Regions from separate parts of the Homo sapiens genome. Here region 1 is linked to region 2. Evidence: read pairs that join two places in POLR2A ChIA-PET (ENCODE). Cell type or tissue: PC-3. All regions are shown on one strand. Each heading gives the region's core, and the rest is flanking DNA. Links, peaks and the distances in the headings are about the cores only.

Region 1 (11,831 bases), core at 1,534-9,533, 230 kb after region 2:
CTCATTAGTCCTCACAACAACCCAAGAGGTATGATCCTCATTTTACAGATAAGAACGCTATATAGCAGGTTAAGGAACTTGCTCAAATATCACACTATTACAGAGAATTGTGACTTTTAAAAAAAACATTTACTCCCTCCTAAATGAGATGCTCAAATTTATAATCAGTTACCAAAGCCGTGGAAATTTCTCATCTCACAGAACCTACCATTCAATGACTCTTAGAGCATTTTTGCACATGAAATGGACAAGAAAAATGTTTGTGACAATCTGAATTTTAAATGGAGATCAAGGGTCCTTGCAGTAGTGAAGGAAAAGCAGGCATCTTTCCTTCCATTTCATGGACTTATATTTTAAGAAGCTCAGCCATTCCAGTCCATGCAGAAAAATACTCTCAAAGGAATATTTACAATGTGGATCTTATATTAAACATTTGGTTTTATATGCTTAAATATTTATAAAAGCATACGTTGAATAAATTTTAGTCTACAAACTGAAGTGTTCAAAACATATCAATTTCCTCATTTCTTTAAATCAATTTAATTTTCTGACTCTCAGCCTCCATCCTTAAAAGATGGCAAAAACATCTACCTCATCCTTTTGAGGGCCCCCTCTCCTTCCCAAAACCATACCACTACCTGGAAAGCTTGCTCGGGATAAGGACAATTGAGGAAGGAGCTCTAACCTCCAATTTTTCAAGGTATCACTGGCATCCCACTGTGAAGCCCACAGTGGGCCCAGAATTTTGGTGGTGCCAATTTGTGGTTAGAAGGCTTTGAGGAAAGTGCCTCCCTCTAGATGCCCTGAGGAGCCATCTCCTCTGGGAAGGGATAGCTTTATTCACAAGTGACATGGGTAGTCTCACAGGGTCCCCTGCTCAGAAAAACCCTGAGTTTGTTTTAATGCTCTTCTATTGAAGTCCTGAAATTTGGACAAAAGTTTCCACAGTTTCATTTTGCACTGGGCCTTGCAAATTATAAAGCTGATCCTAAAACTAATGGGTTTAGTTAGCAGCTCTTCTGCTCGCTTTCTTAGAGGGGTCTTCAGCCTTCCTTCTCTATCCTATTAGGCAAAAGAGCTTCTCTTGCCTCGCTTTGCCCTCCAGTGACTTTGCCTCTCTTTTTTGGAGTCTGGGGCACTTAACATTATCTCTTCAAGGGTCTTAGGCTTTTACAAAAGACAAAAATAGTCACGGAGGACTTCAGGGGCTTTCCCCTTCCATCCTGCAAAAAGTCCCTGAGGCAAAGGAGCATACAAGGAACAGGTTCCTGCTTAAAATCAGCGAAGAAGGAAAAAAATGTGTGAGGAGAAAAACCATACCTTAATATTTTAATAAATTGTTATACCACATATGTAGTTTGTTTTAATTAAGTTATTTTATAATCAGTTTTGATGACTTTGTCATATGAAATGGGCCTCTAGAATAGAACCCCAACACATACTCCTGTACCCGTAAAAAGCAGGGACACAGAGAAGTCAGCGGGGTGTTGCTATGAGTAGGGTGAGCATATGTATTATAGCTCACACTGGGACACATCTGAAATAGGAAGGAATTGCTATCAATAATTACACCAGAGCAGTAAGAGTGAGCTGAAACCACCCTGGGCAAACTCAAATACATGGGCACCCCACCTATAAATGATAGAGGCAGAATTTGAACGTGGGTCTGTGTTACTCCCACCATTGGGATATTAATTAGGATAATCTGTAGCCAGCTCAACAGACTGACCACCAATGCTTTATTCCACATCCATTCTGTTGTTTTGCTGTTGACATGGCCTGAGAAAGGCTAGGTTCACAACTGGAGAATTTTATTCATGAGAAGCCCAGCAACCGCATTCCTTTGTTGTAACTGGCCAGTGCTCCAGGCATGAATGAGGCAAGTTTCATCTTCAATATTTACTGAAAACAGACGCTGAAGTTTGAGAAGCAAATGTAAAGTGCTCATTCCAAAGCCTCTTTATATACATGTTAAATCAGTTTGTGGGAAAGAGACCACAGAGATTGTTTAAACATTCATACTGATGACACAACTGTTCTAAAATATGCAGTTTCTTGTAGTTATATGTGGAATTAATTGCATATGGAGAAAGTCATCTAAGTCATCTTTTGAAACTGGCTAAAAGGAAATAGTCCATAACTCAGTGATATCAACATACACACCACTGTTCTGGGGACTCTACTTCACTTTTTTTCTTATCTCAGGCACTGTCTGAAGACGCTGTTTTCTCACTCAAGGCGTCATGACTCAGCTATGTAGCTCTGTCGAGAGACAGAAAAAAAAATCTGGGGCCAGAATGGAAGAGATAGCATTTAAGCACAACTGGAACTGTTGTGACCCTGGATTCTGGAGTGCAGCTCACTTCACCATGTTGCCATCGGCAGAGGAGTCTAGAAGAGTTGGTTCCTCTCTGCCCTTGAATTCCATCAGAGTCACGTGGCAAGTCAGTTGGAAGTAGATTTTCTCCCTTACCACACAGCACATTCCAATAGTCATTCTTAACTGAATTACCCCAAATTCTTAGCAGGGTCTCCTGTTAACCACAAGCGGTTAGATAGCTATGTTTAGACAGCAATGGCTCCTTATCTCCTTCACGCTGAGGGAAATCAGCGGTCCTTTCCTAGTGGCGGCTTGAGGCTCAGCTCCTCTGGGATGGAATCAGACCTCCACCACAGCCCTCAACCACAGGGAGTGGGACTCCCCCATATGTCTTATTCACAGCAGTAATCACACGTTTAGTACATCTGTTGTTTTAAATTTTTAGTCCCATTAATTCTTCCTTTTTAAACAAAAAGATATGAGGAGTTGAGAATCCCCATATTCACTTTGAAGTACCCTCACTTAAGGGGGAGATTTGGGGGAAAAAAATTGAGACATGAGGCAATCCTGAAAATATGAATAAAAGAATATAAATATTTCTCCAGTCTCTCTAGTCTTCATTAAAATACATAAGAGGAAGAAACTGGTTTGCCCTTCTATATTTAATTTGGACTCTAACCTCTTTGAAAATTCAGTGGTATGATTAATTTTAGCTTATCTTATGGAATGACTCTTCACCTATAAATAAGTCTGTTCGTCTTCAGAAGACCATAAATATGCCTCCTGGTTTAGAGCTATTTTTAAATATCTCTTACATATAATTGTAATGAGATCTGCTTCCAGGACAATAGCTTAGTATCAGTTACATTTCTATTATGTTCTGTTAGTTTCTTGGTTGGGAAACATGCAAAAATGAGCTTACTTGAATGAATATGAATATTCAATGTTAAGCAGAGTAATAAAGACAAAAGAGAACCTGATATTTGATCTAACAAGACTAAAAAGAGCAAAACAAGAGAAGGAGAGAAGAGGAGGAGGTGGAGACAGAGAAGTAGAGATAAAAAAAAAACAGAAGAGTTGGAGGAGGGAGAGAATAAAAGCTTGGGAGTTTTAAATTTCAGGTAAAGGTGTAGAAATTTTTATTTTTAATTTTTTTTCTATGTTGTCCCACACAATGTTGGAAAATAGGTGGAATAGTGAGGAGAGAACAGGACAGGCATTAGAGGTTCCTTCCTTACCCCTTCATCAGCCAAGTGCCTGATTCTCCACTTTTCTATCTCTCAGAGTCCCCAGGCTCACATGAGGTTTGCACACCCATACAGGAACGTGTTATCTCTATACTCACACATTAAACATGGCATGGCATTATTGGATGTCTTGAGGCCAATGATGTCAGAAGTTATTTTCAGTGTAAAGTTATATACAAGTAATTAATAATACTTATAACAATCATATATGCTTCAAATTAGTGATAAAAGCAACCTGGTAAATGAAAAATGACATACTCGGCTATTAAAAATTATATTGCTACAGAAAAAAGTTGAGAATCTGGTATTTCTAGGGCCACAATTAATTTCTTATATTAGAACTCAAATCTTTAAAATAAAATCTCACACATGGGAATTACACTTGGGACTTTACACATGGGAAATGAATGATCAACTTTTCCTTCCTAGGTCATCTCCCATCGGAATAACAGACTTTCCGCTCTATAGAAGACAAAGGACTTGCTTTTCTCCAGAAAAATATCTCCCCATTGATAAATAATGAGCAAATGCAGGACACTTAAGTAGTGTTCCCATCAGTAGTGTGAACCCTGTCAGCACTAACCAGCTGGTCCTTGTCTGTTTTGCAGTCAAAGAAAACGGGAACCCAGTGTGCATCTGAGTTCCCAAGGAGGGAAGGCTATGATTTGCCAGGTGTGTGCATGGGCAGAATGCCCAGTCCCAGGTTGTTTTATAAAAAACCTTGCTCAGGCATGGCCAGCAAAGCTGTGGCAGTCCTGAGGAAGCAAGTAAAAGACCATCATTGCTATTTCTGCAATATGCTTACCCTCTGCAAAACATCCTTGCATTTTCTTGAATTGGTAAACAAGAGTTCAGAGAGGAAGTTAGAGTCATGACAGACAGTTGGAGTGGTAGGCAATTTAACTGTTGTGATTTCTATCATTCATCAAATCAACACAATTATTTCAGTAACCAAATATGCGTTCAGAGAAACCAAGATTATAGAAGGCAGGTGTGGTGAGTGAAGAATTAGCAGATACCAATTTGCTTCTATTTGCAGAATCCAGGAATCAGGATCATATTTACTAATACACTTTGCAGGCAAAGCTTTTAGTTATTTCCATGTAATTGTTATGTAGCAAATCTTGGACAATTCATTTTATGTTTGCCTAACCCAGAAAGGTAAACTGGAATGATAGTGTTTTTCTGGATAATTTGATCCAATGAAATAATGACCTGGAGTCACATGGTGATGTCAGGGTTCTTGCAGCTCACGCCTTAGAACCGAGTTACATGGGAGACCATGTTTGAACAATGTCCTTTAAGGAATTCAGTAACTAAACCCCACTGGACAGGAGCCAAGACAAGCCTGCTTAATGCCAAATTCCACTATAGTGGGTCATGTTATTGGATGGCTCAAATGAATCTGGGCCACGAAAAAGGGCCTCGTTCCCTCTATAGTTAGTTTTTTGTCTGAACTATCCAGATAATTGCTTCATTTTTCAACTTTTGTTTTTCTGCATGGAGTAGAAAGGCAGCTCTACTTATTTAGTTTTGTCTTTTGTTATAATCAAATCATCACCTGTAATTCTCAGAAATCATCCCCATAAAAATATGTAACTTTTGTATATTTCAAAAAGAACCACCTAATTCCACATGGCTACTTATTCTTTTATACATTTATTCATTTGTTCATTGTGATTCATTCAGCCAATATTTAACTGGACAAACAGAAGATACATTATCCTTTTGTATCATGCCACTTATTTGGGAATCTTTAATTAGCAGAAAAATCTTTCAAGTATTAAGAAGCACCAGGAAAAAGTAAACAGCTTTTGGAAAAGTTCTCCTGAAATGCTACGTCTCTGTAAAAACAAAAAGTTTAACCTGCAAAACAAGTGTATTATTTGAAGTTTACACAGCACCTTTTACTGGAAAATGTTCCAAGCATTAACATTTAATCTTACCAACATTAGTCCCAGAAGAAAACCAACCTTTTCTTTCTTTGAAAACCGGAGAAGCAGAGCTGCAGTTTGTGAATTTTCCTCTATTGAATGAACTTTTAGATCTAGACCACGTGTCCCTTATTAAATTCAGGTCACTCTGGAGAGCTCTAAGATATCATGAAAGGAGGCTACACAAAAAGTAGGGTCTTCTTTCACCCCGTCCCTCATTTCTATTTTCCCAATACCTTTCCCTAAACCTTATCAGCCCATTTGAAAAAGAAAGTGATTTATATTTGAAGATAACCCATGTGGTTTGGATCTCTTTTTCTGCTGTTATATTAATCACTGCTGTCTTACTTGTGTCTTGCAAGCAACAACAACAAATAACAAATAGATATCCTCCTGCTAAATGAAAAAGGTTCTATAACCTAAGGGTCAGGGTGAGAGAAGTTATATTCTTAGGGTGCTAAGGTTTAATATTAGGTTTGTGATCATTTTGAGTTCTTTAAATACGGTCTGCAGTGACCTGACAGCAGGTTGGTTGAAGGAAGAGAGTGGACAATCATAGTTACATGAAAATAAAGCTAGAAGGCTCACCTGTGGTTTGCCTGATTGTGTTCCTGCTCTCATGAGTGACACTTACCCAACTCCAACTCTTCAGAAGGGGCCCAACAGAGGACAGACAATCATCCATGCAAAGGCTGTAGGAAGAGTCAAACACCTGGTGAGTAGATGAACCAGATGATCATAGATTATTTTTTAATTCCAAAGTTGTATGAATCCAAATTAAAATTTTTGTTTTCTGTTGTAGTTTTTAATCTTTTGTGTGTGTGACAGAGAATGTAAAATAGAATGCACATACAGAAAAGTACATAAACCAAGCTCCTGTGAAATGACCATTTAGGTCAAGAATAGAACATAGTCATCTCTGAAGTCTTTCCATGACCTTACCAATCACATGCCCCATATCCTGAATTTTATGGTTGTATTAGTCCATTCTCACATTGCTATAAAGATACTACGTGAGACTGGGTAATTTATAAAGGAAAGAGGTTTAATGGACTCACAGTTCAATGGCACAGTTCATGGCTGGGGAGGCCTCAGGAAACTTAAAATCATGGTGGATGGGGAAGCAAACATGTCCTTCTTCACAGGGCAGCAGGAGACAGAAAAATGGGCAAAGGAGGAACTTGCCAAACACGTAAAACCATCATATATCATGAGAACTCTCTCACTATCACAAGAACAGCATGGGGGAAACCACCCCCATGATTCAATTACCTCCACCTGGTCTCTCCCTTGACATGTGGGGATTACGGGGATTAAACTTCAAGATGAGATTGTGGGTAGGGAACACAGCCAAACCATATCAATGTTAAATATTTCTTTTCTTTTTAGATCTATCACTATGCAATATAGTTTAATTTGCATGTTTTAGAAAAAACCTTATATAAACAGAACCATATACTGTGTGTTTTGCTATTTTTGCTCTACCTTATGGTTCTAAGATTGACCCATGCTGTTAGACACAGTTGTCCTTCCTTCATTTTTGTGGCTAGACCCAGATAAGTTCTGCTGAATAAAGGCTTAAGCAAGTCCTGAGCCCCCTCGGCTGGTACTTCACTGGTAATTCAGCAGGACTGGTTATTCTGTGTCTAGGGTTCTGTTGCAGAGAACAGAATACTCTCTAGCTAATTTAGGCAGGTAGCGATTTACTATAGGTTTTTAAGTGGCATAAAGAATTTTTGGAAGGAGAGACAACACAGCCTATAGAGTGAGCTTTTGGTTACCTTCCTTTGCCCTGCCCAGTTACACACAGTACTGGAAACCAAGGGAGCTGCTGCCACTCTAGGATCAGGGCTCCTCAGGCTCCAGCACCACATTGCCACTGCCTTGATCACAAAGCCACTGCAATCAGAGAACCTCCTGATTAAAAGGTATCAGGATTATGAAGCCACTAATGCTACATACTCCAGAACCATTCTGTTCCTGACACAAACTGCACTAGCAAAAATGGATGTCCATTGCCTTTCTCCTAAATACCCATGCAAGGTACCTATGCTAGCAACCAAATCTCTGCTGACATTGCCAAGAAGACCAAACACCTTTATAACACACCTGCCAGCAGAAATGGCAAAAGCAATATGAGGATATTTGGTTTGCAAAGCCTAAATACATCTGGGACTTTAGCTGAAATGTGTGAGAAAAAGTAGTCTTCATTGCACATCACGGCAATGGCTTTCAAATTTGGGATCAGAACCCATCATTAGCAGATCATGAGAACATTAAAAGAAAGAAAATAGAACAGAATAGAAAATATCAGAAATCATGAACTCAGTAAGCACAAGTACTATTTTGTAGTACACATATGTGTATACTGGATTGCAATATCAGATGTTTTTCTTACTGTGGGTTGAGTTATTTAAAAAGTTTAAAAGCCACTGCACTAAAAGGAGGGTAGAATAGGTATTGAGTGCCAATCAACCATATTCACCACAATTTCTCTTATTGAACATAGAGTTCAACTGTTGAACATGTTCAACAATGAGACTCTTGGCAGATCTTGTCGGCTAGTGTCTTCTAACAATCTACTTTGGAGCATCTTAGTGGTCTGGATCTTCTTTACAGCCTGAACAATTCAGAAACACAAGACACAATGCTGGTAGCTTGGATCAAATCCTCTCCACAAATGCCTTAAATTCAGCTAAGATCACTTAAGCTCCAGAAAAGATAGGATTTAGAAGTCTGTGTGTTGCCAATAACTGGTAGAGTGCTCTGACTGAGGACACAGATGGTTGTGTCTACCTGCCTCCCTTTCGAAGTCATCCTCCACAAGTCCCTTTGTGAGCTTTTAAAAACACAAACCTGATTATTTCACTTTTGTTTTAAAGCATTTGAAATATTCTTTGGCTTATGGCAGTGATTCATAAACTTGAGATGTTTGTTAAAATACAGATTCCCAGATCCTCCTCAGGGATTCTAACTCAATAACTTCAGGATGAGTCCCAGGAATCTGTACTTTTAGTGGGAACCGCTAGTGAATAAAAACTGGACTACTAAGCATGATCAAAACAATTTGTCCCACACCGACCTGGCCCACCTACAATTTTCCATTCTGTTTCTCCCTCCCCATCACCAGTCTCTCTTCTCTTACCTTCTTGCCGCCCTCCCTCTTTCTCCCATCTCAAACATCCTTACTCTCCCCTCACTTCCACCCAAAGACAAATAACTCACCTTAAAGAACCTAGCTCCAATATTACCTCTTTAGGAAACCTTTTATATGCTAATAAAGCTTTTTTGATACTCCATATATTTAATAATGCATTATATTGTTGTAATCATATTAAATTGTAATTACTAGTTGACATGCCATTTTTCCCTACTAAAGCTAGGACTGTATTAGGTACAATTAGTGTATCTTATTTTTTTTTATTATTTTATTTTATTTTTTGTCTTGCTCTTTCCCCCAGGCTAGAGTGAAGTAGTGCCATCTCGGCTCACTGCAACCTCCACCCCCTGAGTTCAAGCGATTCTCCTGCCTCAGCTTCCTCCTGAGTAGCTGGAATTATAGGCATCTGCCACCATGCCTGGCTAATTTTTGTATTTTTAGTAGAGACGGGGTTTCACCATGTTGGCCAGGCTGGTCTTGAACTCCTGACCTCAGGTAATCCGCCTGCCTTGGCCTCCCAAAGTACTGGGATTGCAGGTGTGAGCCACCACGCCTGGACATCTTATTTTTTTTATATTTCCAGTGCCTGGCACATGGTAGATATATCAACAATTTTTGTTTAATGAATGAATGAGTGAATGAATTATATATGGTTGGATGGTTAGATGGATATAACTGCTTCTCTAAACTATGGAATTAAAAAAAATATATGGATCCGCAGTGGAGATTAGGACTGTTACAGCTGGAACAGCTGATCATAGTTGCCGATGCCTTTGGAAAACTAAGTGCATATGGGTTAAGTCCAGGTTCCATGAAATTCAATGTGAGCCATCAATAATGTTGAATGTGGAAGGTGGAGGTTTGATTGGGAGCTGAATATTGGCATAGTATCAAAGTATCTCCCTGCCAAATACTTATGAAGAGGGAAAACATTGAGTTTATGATGGAGAAACTTAGTAGATGTCAATTTGATCCAGTGAACAGCAACTTCACTATTGGAGGGAGAGATTGGCCTCATGTGTCTCTTGATGTGATAGCCCAAGTAAAGTACAGCATCAGAGCATTCCTGCAAAGTAGTAATGGCCTGATTCTGGACATGAGGAATCATCAGATAAACTTAGGTAGAGGAATATCTACAGAATGAAGAGATAGAAAGATTGAAGAACTGTTCCAGAATGAAGAAGATTTAAAAATCTATGACAATTAAATGCAATGCATGATCCTGGGTTGACTCCTGGACAAGAAAATAAAGAGATATTATTGGGACAGTTGGAAAAACTTGAGAGTGTTCTGTTAATTAGATAGCAGTGTTATATCAATGTTGATTTCTTAATTTGGAGGGTTGTAAGGTGGTTATGTAGGAGAATGTATTTGTTTTGGAGAAATATACACTGGAGGAATTGGGAGTGATTAATCATCAGGTCTGCAATTACTGCTTAAATGGTTTATAACAGAATAATGTAAATTTTGAGAGAGAGAGAGAGAGATGGAGGAAAGGGGTAAAATGTTAATAATTGGGAACTTTGGGTAAGGAGATATGGGAGTTTTTGTACATATCTTGCCAATTTTCTTTAAATTTCATTTAAAAATAAATGATTGACTTCTACTTGTAGCCAAGATGGAATAACAGGGATCAGATTCAGCTCTCTGACTCAAACAACTGCAAAGGTAGCTACAGTGTGTAGGACAGAGTAGTTGGGATACAGGAGTGAGTAACTCTGGAGATCCTCAGAGGATTCCCTTTGAGTATTCAGCAGAGTGCTGATTAAAACATGTATGTGAGAAAATGGTCCAACGCTGGAGAAACTATTAGATAAAAAATATTCAGCAGTTAAAAGGCTGGGAATGGGGTCTGTTCCCAATAGCCAGACTGAAAAATCTTGTAATTTATGGAGCATTGGGTAGAGTAGTTAGAAAGGTCCTGTCTCAGTACTAGGGAATAAATTACCAGACTAAATGCTGCCATGGTCCAGCCAAACAAATCTTAAAAAGCAAGACTCAAAAGGATCAAAATGTTTCCAAGGAACTTAACTATATCCCAGAACAAAGCTCAAGAATATTTATAGGTACACAAAAATATCCAGGACCCAACAAGGTAATATTCACAGTGTCTGGCAACCAATAAAAGAGTGCCAGACATTCTAAGAAGCAGAAAAAATAAGACCCATAATGAAGAGAATAATCAATCAATTGAAATCTACCCAGAACTGACACAGATGTTAGCATTATTAAACACAGACATTTGAAAAGTTAATTTAACAGTATTCCAAAAGCTAAAAAAAATATAGAGTATGTTATAAAAATACAAAAAAAATCAAACAGCGAGAGCTAAAAACTATAATGTCTGAGATGAAAAATACACTAGATGGGATTTATAGCAGTTAAAACATTACAGAATAAAAGATTAGCAAACTTGAAAACATCAATAGAAGCTACTCAAGACAAAACACAAAGAGGAAATAAAAATATTTTAAAATAATTATAAGAGCTTCAGTAGTTGTGAGACAAATTTTATCAGGCTAATATGTAATGAGATACTCATTAATGTACATGTAATATACATTACACTACATCATACATTACATAATATACATTACATCATTAATATACATGTAATAATATACATGTAAGACAGTAGGGAGAAGGCAAAAAAATTGACATTATATAGCTGGAAATTTCCAAATTTGATGATATCTATAAACCCACAGATCCAACAACCCCAAAGAACTCTAATTACAAGAAACATAAAGAAAATTACACCAAGGAATATAATAATCAAATTTCTCCAAAGCAATGATAAATAGAAAATCTTAAAAGTAGCCAGAGAAAGAACATGTATTACATAAGAGGAACAAAGATATGACAGCCAGCAAATTCCTCATCTGAAACTATGCAAGCGAAAGACAGTGGATCAACATATTTAGAAGGAAAAATAACTATCATCTATATTCAGTGAAATAAAAACTCTTTCAGTCATACAAAAGCTGAAATAATTGATCACCAATAGCACCTCAATACAAGAAATGTTAAAAGAAGCCCTTCAAGTAGAAGAAAAATGGTACCAGATGAAAATCTGAATCTACTTAAAAAAACAAGGAGAACCATAAATGGGAACTATGGAAAACTATACTTGATTTATGTTCTTAAATTTAAATTCTTAAAAAGATATT
Region 2 (11,831 bases), core at 1,325-9,324:
GAACTTTTAAAACTTCATAAAGTGAATTTATTGCACATCAGATAAACCAAAGAAAACACTGGGAAAATAATTCAGAAAGTATTTTTGACCATTTATATTTTGCTTTGGTTGACACTTTCCTAGGTATTGTGGAATAAATAAAATAAATTTATGAAATATTTTTTTCCTCAACGTACTTACTTTTTTGGCATAGTAAGAAAAACACAACAAACCATTATAAAATATGACAAAATAATGCTAGTGTCTCTCTGAATGTGCCTGTTTGAAATGCTTTTGTATGTAATAGGAAGGAATATGACTACATCAAACTCAGGCAAGACTTCTTGGGGGAGATGAGAACACACTTTACCAGGCCAAGAGAGGGGTTCAGTTTTTCCCAGGTGGAGGATGCCTAGTAGAGAATACCATATGAGAAGAGGAATCAGAGATAGAATCAAAAGTGGATTTTTCAAGGATATGGAACACTAGTCCAATAGGAGTGGGAAGGTGGGTTATGTTGGGAGTAATGGGAAATATGGCTGGGGAGTTACAGGGGACCAATTAAGGAAGTCCTTGGATGCCAGAGAAGGCATCTAAATTCCTACTAGAAATCTTTTAAGCCTTGGAATCTTTTCCTCCATAAAGCCCTATCTGATCCTTCTAGTGTGAACGTGAATGTCCCTCATCTCTGCTCCATAGCACTTTGAATGCGCTTCCATCATTGCAATTTCTACTTTGTTTTATAATTATCTGTCTATGTGCTTGTCTACCCTCTTGGAGTGAATTTCACAATGGCAAAGCCATACCTTAGTCATATTTATATTTATAGCCCCGGCACATAATAATCACCAAATACGTAGTTGTTGATCACATGCATATCTGAACTCTGTTAGATAGATAGTGAGGTAATAGCGTGATGAAAATGAGATGTAAGCCATAACAGTGCACAAGATAGATTCTGGGATTGGAAAAAGAAGGAAATAGGGATGTTAATTAACAGCCTCAGTGGGAACTCTTTTTTTTCCTTGTTAGCGGATAAACCTCAACACTATGCATGTGCAATCAGCTTCTGATAATTTTGTTTGAGACCTTGAGGAACCACATAGGACATTTTAATATTTTGTATACACTTATTCAGCAGGCCTTCCACTGAATAGCTCATTTTCTATAGGTTCACTAATGATAATGATAATAATGCTAAAACAATAGCTAACACTTACTACAGCACTTACCATATGTCAGGCATGGTTCTTAGTGCTTCATATATGTGAACTCATTTAATCTTCACAGCAACACATTTTATAGATGAGGAAACTGAGAGAGGATAAGTAACTTGTGAAGATCACACAGCCAGTATACAAATGGATTTAGAATAGTAGCACTCAAACATTTAAAAAAGAAGAAAGTTAAAGAATTATAGTAGAATGAAATTTTAATATTTTATTTTAGTCACTCTGGTTATTTCACTTAGCATCGTTGGAACAAATGGAACACACAGAAACATGCATACACACACACACACATCTCTCAATTGTTTGAAAAATCTGTTTGTCACAGTACTTAAGTACTTAAGTTGAAAGTTGAAAAGTGTCTCAATGTGGGAAGGGCTAGCCCAAAAGTAATGAGATCCATCATGGCAGGTCATCAAGAAGGACTCAGTTTCAGGCAGGTTATTATCTGTCCTTAGGGAAGTCCCTTGGAATCCTGACAAGAAAATGGAGCCAATGTTCAGGAAGTCATCAGGCCATTCAACATCTGGGAGCTAGGGCAGCAGCTGGATTTGTGGGCAGGATTTTAGTAATTGAAACTGGGAGGTCATTTTATTTTCACTTATTGACTCCCTGTCACATTTTCTCAAATAGCTGCATTCCAAATTTTCACTAATCTTTTCTTTAAAAAAATCCTCTCTCTACATTTTTTGAGAAGATTGATGCCAACTGACACGAACTATTGTAAATGTCTATCTTACTACTGGAAATTTTTGTGTCCCTTCATCTTTATCAAACAATCAGAACAGGCACTGACTAACAGCAGCTAGTGGCGCCTGCTGAATATCAGGCCAGATGTGTGATCTCAGATTCATCACCTGTAAAATGGGGTAAATAACACCAAACAGGTGTAAAAACTAAATGCAGAAAAATGCCTCGAATATGCCAGGTATTCAACAAATGTTAAATACAAGTGGCCTGTCCAAGTTTTGGGAACATATCATACTATCACAGCAGCCTAAAAAATCCTTACAATGTGAGAAAGTACAGGCTTTATTAGACAGGGTCTGTCTGTTAACAGTGGATATTAGTGTGATGAGTCACAGCTCCAGCTGTGTTGCTACATTTCAAATGGAACTCTGCTGCAAGACTGTTCACACATGCTACATTTCACATGAGCCTCCTGTGCAATTTTATTCTAGGCTACCAGAAAATTTAAGCCATTTTTCAGCTCTTTAAGAACATAAGCCCTTTCACTGAGAAAATTCCAGTCCAGTGCCACACACAGTTCACTCAACTGTGCTACTTCATGCATGCTATTCTGTTCACCACTAAAAGAGACTTTCAACATGAACTTTTCCCTCTGTGATGCAATTTTGTGTGTGTGTGTGGCGGGGGAGGATGTAAGAGCACAGTGAGAAGATAAGAGTTTTCCCGTTTTCCTCTCTACTCAAATCCCGTCTCCTCAACCCTTTTAAAACTCTCCTTACGATATTTAACAACCATTTCAGTCACTGTGGAATTCTGTTATGGAGAGTAACATGAATTTAACTTAAGCTTTCTTTTGTGGAACTCTAGCTGGAAATTGCTCATAATTCCAGAAAATGTTTCTTAACCTCTAACGAAGTACATTTAACTTGAATTTTAAAAGATTTGAATTGCCTCTCACCTTATTCAAAATCCTTTAACGAAGAAAGCTTTCCAGTATAAAGAAACTGTTCTGAAATAAACTAGAGTTCTGAGTGGTGGCTTACTTAAAGTTGTGTTATAGCTGAGTAAGTAATATATTATTTTGAAGAGAATATAAAATTGACTTCTCTCAGCCCACTGACCCTTCCTGTCTTGTCCCCATACAATGATTTATAGGAAAAGTATTTGTAATACAGACAGTTACTTTTCTATCTTCAACTCAACTGAAAACTCAGAGAAAAACTACAGCTGGATTGGAAGAAAAGGACTTGCTTGAGACAGGGAGTAAAAACACAGCCAAAGCATGACTTTAGAAGAAAGAAAAGAACATAAAAGCTTGGCATAAGAAAAGGAAAGAACAACTCCATTTGAGAAACTAGAAAACTATCGCAAGGCATGACTCAAAGTATAACAATATACAAAGATAATTATAACTGCATTTTTCTTTTTAAAAAGTTATATACACACGGAAAAGAACTGAAGCAATAGATACAAAAATACCTAGGTGTGTGAAGTTGTGTGTGTATGTGTATTATTTGGGGAAAGGAAAGTGAGGAAAGAACAATCTTGCCTTGCCTCGTATTACCTAAATAACAATCTTAGTTCTTCAGTTAATTTTCCAAATGGATTACATTTTTCACAGTGAATTAGAATGGATAGTTAGAATAAACTGGGAAACATAATAGGGAAAACTTTTAACTGTAATTCATGTACATTTATCTTGTTTGAATAAACATGAATCAGAAAATTAATATTATTCCAGTTTACAAACTTTGAAATTACTTAAAGGCAGTTTATAAAAAATAATGTGCAAGTTTTAGCAAGTACTTCAGAGGTAATTCACAAAGCTTTTTTTGTAAATGAATAATTCTTTTATTGAAAAATAGTTATTAAGAATTGCACAAATTTTAATCAGATAGATATCTTCAGTGTGTTTTACACGTGGATAAAGAACCCATCACATAACATTGTCAAACAAAGATACAGAAGCCATCCAGCTCACCAGTTGGAAACATCGTGTCTTAAAAGTTTTAGCAGAGGCTGGGCGCGGTGGCTCACGCCTGTAATCTCAGCACTTTGGGCGGCTGAGGCGGGCGGATCACGAGGTCAAGAGATCAAGACCATCCTGGCCAACATGGTGAAACCTCATCTCTACTAAAAATACAAAAAATTAGCCGGGCGCAGTGGCGGGCGCCTGTAGTCCCAGCTACTCGGGAGGCTGAGGCAGGAGAATGGCGTGAACCCGGAAGGCGGAGCTTGCAGTGAGCGGAGATCGCGCCACAGCACTCCCGCCTGGGCGACAGAACGAGACTCCGTCTCAAAAAAAACAAAAAACAAAACAAAACAAAAAAAAACCAAAAATCAGCTGGGCATGGTGATGCATGCCTGTAGTCTCAGCTACTTGGGAGGCTGAGGCAGGAGAATCGCTTGAACCCGGGAGATAGAGATGGCAGCGAGCCGAGATCACACCACCGTACTCCAGCCTGGTGACAGAGTGAGACTACATCAAAAAAAAAAAAAAAAAAAAAAAAAAAGTTTCAGCACAAATTTGTTGCATAACCATAGTCAAGTTATTTTAACTTTCTATCTCATTTTTTTTCAGCTGTTAATAGTGAGAATAACATCAACTGTTTCTAATTCATAACCCTACCGTATCGAAGGAAAGGATCACAGAAACATGCTAGAAAAGATATAAAGTTGGAAGTATAAAGTAAGATTTGTGAAAACTGCCACTTTAAATAAATGTACACAGTAAGCCATAAACAGCATGCAAATCTGAAGTTCTCAAAACTAAGTCGGTATAACTGGCTTTTGATGTCAACATTATTGCATATTTTATAATATATTATTTGACACAGTGATCCATCTCATCCAAAATATTTCTGGTTTCTGTTGAATAATTTAAAAATATTTTAGTGTGGATTTTAAATTCTCCAAATTATATAACTTACATGAGTAACTCAGAGTTTTAATACATTTGTCATTTGCAAATCTCTCTCCCCAACAAAACTATGAACTTTTTGAGATAATAGATTATGATATAGGGCTTTTGTAGCCCCCACCTCTACTCCATTACACGGGCATTGGATTTTGCAAATCCTAGGTACTTGACTATTTGTTAAATAAATACAGTTTAATCCTGATAAGAATAACAGCAATAACCTGCCTGAAAATGATTCAAGTTGACACTAAGATGGCGGAAATGTAAATAGATACTTGGTACTGGATTCCCATAATTATTAATTCCCTGCCATGTTTTCTGAATAATTTTTTTTTGTATTTTCTGATTTCTGTGGTGCAAATGCTTCTGCTGTGGGCTATTTCAAGTACAGATATGACATCACTAAATGTCGGTTTGGGAAGGGACGTTTGGTAGCACCATTACACAGTATTCTGTAATACAGATATGACAGTTGTAAATAATGTAGTCAAATGTAGTTAAATAATTGGGAAGTGGTGAATTTTGAATATTTATTATCTTTGTTTTTAATATACTACTCCTGGAACTTACTTTTGGTAGATGCTTGTTACAACAATAGCATTGCTTGCAACTGTAAAGTTGTACCTGTCTCACCTAAGGGAGTGATGACGACGTCTATGGCTAGGACCTTTAACAACAAAACAGTAAATAGAGCAAAAAGTCACAAAAAATAGGATCAACCACCCAAAGCTACATTAGAAGAAAAATTCATAGTCGAGCCTTTTTATTATCAAATATAAGAACGATTAAAAATAATGAAACTAAATCTTCATCTCAAAGTGCTAGAAAAATAACAACAAAATCAATAAAAGAAATTGGGATAAAATGTCCACGTTTTTCCTCCAGGCATTTGCCAATTCTAGGCATGAGAAGAGAGGTAAAGATTCCAGGCTGGGCGCGGTGGCTCATGCCTGTAATTCTAGCACTTTGGAAGGCTGAGGTAGGCAGATTGCCTGAGCTCAGGAGTTCGAGACCAGCCTAGGCAACATGGTGAAACCCTGTCTCTACTAAAACACAAAAGAAATTAGCCAGGTGTGGCGGCATGCACCAGTAGTCCCAGTTACTTGGGAGGCTGAAGCAGGAGAATTGCTTGAACCCGGGAGGCGGAGGTTGCAGTGAGCCAAGATTGTGACACTGGATTCCAGCCTGGGTGACAGAGCAAGATTCTGTCTCAAAAAAATAAAAATAAAAATAAAAAGATTCCAGACATTCCAGACAGAGACATACTGCTAAGAGGCAGACATACTAACAGAAAGGTGTTTCTCAGCCTCAGCTCTATTTACATTTTGGGATGGACAATTCTTTGTTGCGGGGAGCTGCCCTATACATTGTAGGATGTTTAGTAGCATCTCTGACCTTCCACTAGATGCCAGTAGCATTGTCCCCACTTCTTCTGCACTTGTGACAAACAAAAATTCCTCCAGACATTCTCAAATATTCCCTGGGGCAAAATTGTCTCTTGTTGAGAACAGCTGATCTAGACAACCAACAGAATGGTAAATCTAGCTCTAAATCAACAAATAATAAATCAAACACTGACTTTTAGTATTTTCTGATTTCTGTGGTGCAGATACTTCCACTGTGGGCTATTTCAAGTACAGATATGACATCACTAAATGTGGGGTTGGGAAGAGATGTTTGGTAACACCATTACACAGTATTTCTGTAATACAGATATGACAGTTGTAAATAATGTAGTTAAGTGTAGTTAAATAATTGGGAAGAGATGAATTTTGAATATTTATTTTCTTTGTTTTTAATATAATTCATTTAATTATAAATTTACGTAATTTATTTTTAATAATGGCTATGTTTAGCAGCTAGCTCAACAGGTTCCTTAAATGATAACAATAGATTCTCCTAAGCTTCAGCACACCACTGTAATGGGGGCAAACAAAAGATAGACCAAACTTAACAAAAACTGCAATCCAGCCTCCAGTCAGCTCAGTCCCCAAATTGATTAAGGTGATCTTTCACCTCCTTTCCCCAGTCTAGCTGGCTATCAGAGGATAGGATGAACCCTCTCTGGAAGAAGATTAAATTATCTGGAGTGCAATTTTTCATGCACAAAGCCTGGCATTCATAAAAAATTACCAGGCATACCAAAGTACAGGATCAAGGGAAATAAATTGACAAAACAAACAGGTTTATACACAGCCCAGATATACAGATATTTAAGTTAGGCTTTAAAATAACTGTGATTAATATATCCAAGAAAATAGATGACAAGATGGAGAATTTCACCAGACAGCTGGAATCTATTGTAAAGAGTTAAGTAGTTTTAGGGCTGAAAAATGCAATAACTGAAAGTATAAACACAACAGATGAATTTAACAGCATATTAGACACACAAGAAAGTAGGACTGGCAGACAGCAACAGCAAAAAACAGGTTAGTAGAAAATATCCAGACTGAAGCTAGGAGGGCAAGAAAAAATTATAGATAAGAAATATGTTTCAGTTATAACATGTATATAATTAGAGCCACAGAAAGGGAGGGAAAAGAAGATGGGAAAGCAATATTTGAAGAGATAATTGCCAAGAATTTTCTCAAACTCACAAACTTAGAAAAAAACTTCAAGCTACAGATTGAGAAAGTGCTTGAAATCTGAAACAGGATGAATAACCATATCTTATTATATCACACTGCTAAAAATCAAAGGCAAGGAGAAAATCTTAAAAACATCCAGATAAATTAACATGAAAAATAAAAAATGTAGAACTGTTAAATAAATTCTAGAGGTTGATCTTTGAAAAGACCAATAAAGTTGACCATTTCTGTCAAGTGTAGTCAAGAAAGAAGGGAGGAAAAGTATAATGTTTAAAACACTAGAAATGAGAATAAGATAAAACCACAGAGATGGAAAAAACTATTTTAACGTAAGAGAATACTATGTATAACCCAATTCTAATAAATTAAAAATCTCAGTGAGGTGGGTAATTTTCTAAAAATAAAATAATATACAAAATTTGACTCAGGAAGAGTTACAAGACCTGAATAGACCAGCAACCTCAGAAGAAATTGAGTTATCACAAAAATAAATTATTCCTATGCTATTATAAACTGTATCAATTAAAGAAAATAGAATAAATCTTATCAACTTATTGACAAATGTAAAGTACTCCTAAAATCAAGATCTGATAAAAAGATATTCAATCAAAGAAAAACTATAGACCTATCTGATTTATGAAAATAAAATGCACTCACATTTTATTGCAGCACTGTTCACAATAGCCAAGATTTGGGAGCAACCTAAGTGTCCATCACAGACGAATAGATAAAGAAAATGTGATACATATACACAATGGAGTAGTATTCAGCCATAAAAAATGAGATTCAGTTATTTGCAACAACATGGATGGAACTGGAGTTCATTATGTGAAGTAAAATAAGCCAGACACAGAAAGACAAACATCACATGTTCTCACTTTTCTGTGGGTGCTAAAAATTAAAACAGTTGAACTCATGGAGAGAGAGAGAGAGTAGAAGGATGGTTACCAGAGGCTGGAACAGTTGGGGGGAAGGGAGGATGGTTAACGGGTACAAAAAATGGTTATGAAGAACAAAAAATTGAAAAACTAAATGAGACCTAGAATTTGCTAGCACAGCAGGGAGACTGTAGTAAAAAAATAATTGTACATTAAAAAAAAAAAACTAAAAGAGTATAATTGGGTTGTTTGAAACAAAGGATAAATGCTTGCAGTAATGACCCCGATGTGGTAATTATGCATTGCATGCTGGTATCAAAATATCTTAGGTAACCCATAAGTATATACCTACTATATATCCACAAAAATTAAAAATAAAAAAGAAAATAGATGTAAGAATCTTAACTAAAATATTAGTAAAAGGAATATAGCAATATGTTGAACAAGTAACATGTCATGACAAGGTAAGGTTTATTTCAGGGATGTACAAATGGTTCAATACTGGGACATCTTAGGAAAAATATAATCATTTTAATATGTACTCAGAAGAGATTTTATACACATTCAAAATGTATTCTTTAATTTAAAAACCTCTTAGTATAAATGAATACTATGTTTCATTAAATCTAAGAAGTCATTTGTAAGGGTATAGAAGAAAAACCAAAGTGTTTTTTTCTGTTGTCTCTCACCACTCAACACTACTACAATACAAGTTCTAGGGGAAAATAGAAGTGGGAACTTGTATAACACTGGGGTGATGTAGGCCTTTCTAAACAAGATTCCCAAAGCAGAAATAAAAAGATAAAAGACATTGGATTGGACTACTAAATATTTTACTTTTCTATAGCTCAAAAACACCATAGAGTATATTATTAAAAAAAAAACCAACAGCAGTGGCAAAAAAGCAAACTGGGAAAAATATATGCAATCCATTTGATGGACAAAAGATTCATATCAAAATCAATTGAGAAAGACAAACCTCAGAAAAATGGGCAGAAAATATAAACAGATACTTTTCAGAATAAGAAATACATATGATCCACAAACTTAGGAAAAAATCTTTCACCTCTTAATAATAAAAAATGAGGTAAAAAGATGAATAATTTTTTACCTACCAAATTAGTGAAGATTTCCAATATTGTCAAATTAAGTATTGGTCAGAGTATAGGAAATTAGCACTTTCAAATACTACAGGGTAGAGTGTGAATTGGTAGTACCTTTCTGGATAGCAGTGTAATAAATTATTAAAAGTCTTAGAATTCTGCATGCCATAGGTCTAGCAATTACACTTCTAGGAACTTATTCCAAAAATCATTTTTATGCATAAAGATATAGCTACAAGAATGTTCTTAATCATTCTTCTTATGATACAAGAAATAATTTCAATGTCCAAAATAGGAGTCTATGTAAATGAGCTATATGGTGAAAATATATCTGACATTTCAGATAATAGTGCAAAAGAACATTTAATTATCTGGAAAGAGATTTAAAATACATTTATAAGTCTAAAAGAGTATTAACATATGATCCCATATCTATGAAATATGCATACCTATAAATATATGCATAGGAAATAGTTTAAAAGGTTTTGTACCAAATGTTAACAGTAGTTATCTCTGGATGGTGCAATTATAGGTGATTTTTAAAATCTGTACTTTTAAGTTTTTCTAAAATTAGCAAGTATTTATAGGGTATCAGAAAAACACTAATTATTTTAATATTACCTTTGCTCAATGTGTTACAAACACTGAACAATTTATTTTAAAAACTGACTTTAAACACATCATCTCTCTATGACAAAATTTATCTTTTCCCAATAATAATTTGAAAGAATGAATTAGAATGTAGTTCCACATTTATTTTTAAAGGCCAAAATCCATATTGCCCATCTACTCACATTCGTGGTAGATACTTTGCCCACTGCCATCTCTTCTAAGTTGTTGCTGCTTCTTTCCTTTTTTATCCCTAAGTGACTGGTAATGGTGATGACTTCCTAATGAAAGGTAGCCACCGGAAGCTTAAACTGCTTAAACCTTCTGGTTTCAAATTTTCTCCCTCCTCATGACTACCTTCCATCTTCCTGTAGCACTTACACTGTCCTATTCCCAGAAGCCTAGAGGCAATCAATGAAGGGCGGGACACCAAAGTTAGATTTGCATTTATTTTCAAATGGATTGATTTTTTTTAACTGTTTATCATGTTTGAATATTTTAAAATTGGGAATATTTTAAAGCCACCATTGGTTGAGAAATTACCATGCATTTTGCTAAGCACTTTAAAGAAAATTGTCTCCTTTATTTTTTACAACTTAAATAGAAAATCAAAGCTCACAAAGGGTATGTAATATGCTCAAGGTAACACGGGTAGTAAGAGATGGAGCTAGGACATAGATTCATGTCTGTCTGGCCCCTAAGGCACCCTTCCCTAGCTCAATATTATGTTATAATGCTTCCCTGTATTCTGGCTGATTCTTCTTTTTGCTGAGTAATTCACCATCTGGTAGCTATCACACTCTGGTGTTAATTGGTGCTAATTTTCTGATAATGGCCAATGACTATACTTGGATTTTAAAGTGGAAAAAGCTATGATTAAGGTGTAATACATGTGAGGTTTAAAGTCACAACTTTCCCCACTTTACTGTGTGTGACTTTGAATAAGCTACTTAACCTCTATGAGCCTTAATTTCCTCGTTTGTAACATGAGGATAATACCCTTGTCACAAGAACTTTTGAGAGGATTAAGTAAATAATGTTGAAATGTTTTGTAAGTGGAAAAAACACTGTAAATGTGAAGCATTGATACTGAACAGTGTAAGGATTGGTATACACAGTAGTTTTCAGAACAAAGGTTCATCAGTGAAAGGGAGGCATGCTGCTTGTTGGAATAGAGACTGGAGATCTATTAGGTAAGTACTCCTTTAAAATTCTGGGAAGGTTTGTTTGTTTACTGCATCATATTCTGTTATTGGTCATATTCTGGGTCAGTTCTGGTTATTGCCGATTGGTGTTGATGATAACTGGTAATAATTTGCTGCAGGGGTGGGTGGGGAAAAGAGCAATTTTGCTTATTTAGAGTAAAAAGAGATCTAGAGAAACTCAGGAGACAATGGATAATTGATAGTTTTAATAGCTTACCAAATGGCCAGCCTACATCCAGAGCACTGTGTGGTTCAATATGAGACCCTCACTTTAAAAGGTTTATAGACATAAAGTGGTATGTGTATTATTTTTTCCCAGAACTGGGTCTTTTTCTAGATTTTCACCTGTTTGGTGCTTAGGTCAGTGCTTCCCACCAAGACAGCTTTGTAACAGTGATGCTTTTTCAATGTGGAAGTTTATACGGTGTGAAGAGACATTTTTTTACTTCCCCATTGGGCAAAAAGCTACATTCAGGGAAGAGCAGCTGATGGTTAGGAGACTCAAAACCATGTCACTTTGAAAAGACAATGGAAGAGAACTGAAAAGGCTTAGCTCAAGGGGAAAAGTCGTAGAGCTGTCAGGGTCTACTTCAGTAATTTGCAAACCTCACTGTCCATTAGAACCATACA

What was found. Peaks named below come from ENCODE experiments on the same cell type or tissue, not always from the same donor. Only the 100,000 strongest peaks of a DNase experiment are listed, where the experiment ranks them.
Region 1: POLR2A ChIA-PET joins it to region 2 with 5 read pairs; 2 of 35 experiments call an interaction of 5 or more read pairs at or near these places.

Annotation. Positions count from the first base shown.
Region 1 is chr12:65,563,856-65,575,686 of GRCh38, forward strand. It overlaps MSRB3-AS1 (MSRB3 antisense RNA 1), which reads right to left. Exons shown (of 4, transcript NR_120431.1): 2 at 6,136-6,193. Among named protein-coding and RNA genes, the nearest start is that of LINC02454, 33 kb to the right of the region's middle. In PC-3, for the core only: no CTCF peak of the experiment used is centred there; DNase peaks (open chromatin) are centred at 1,926 and 4,886; H3K27ac peaks cover 2,149 bases.
Region 2 is chr12:65,333,047-65,344,877 of GRCh38, forward strand. The region is part of intron 4 of MSRB3 (methionine sulfoxide reductase B3); the gene reads left to right. Among named protein-coding and RNA genes, the nearest start is that of MSRB3, 60 kb to the left of the region's middle. In PC-3, for the core only: a CTCF peak has its summit at 6,224 (motif pointing right); DNase peaks (open chromatin) are centred at 2,295 and 6,285.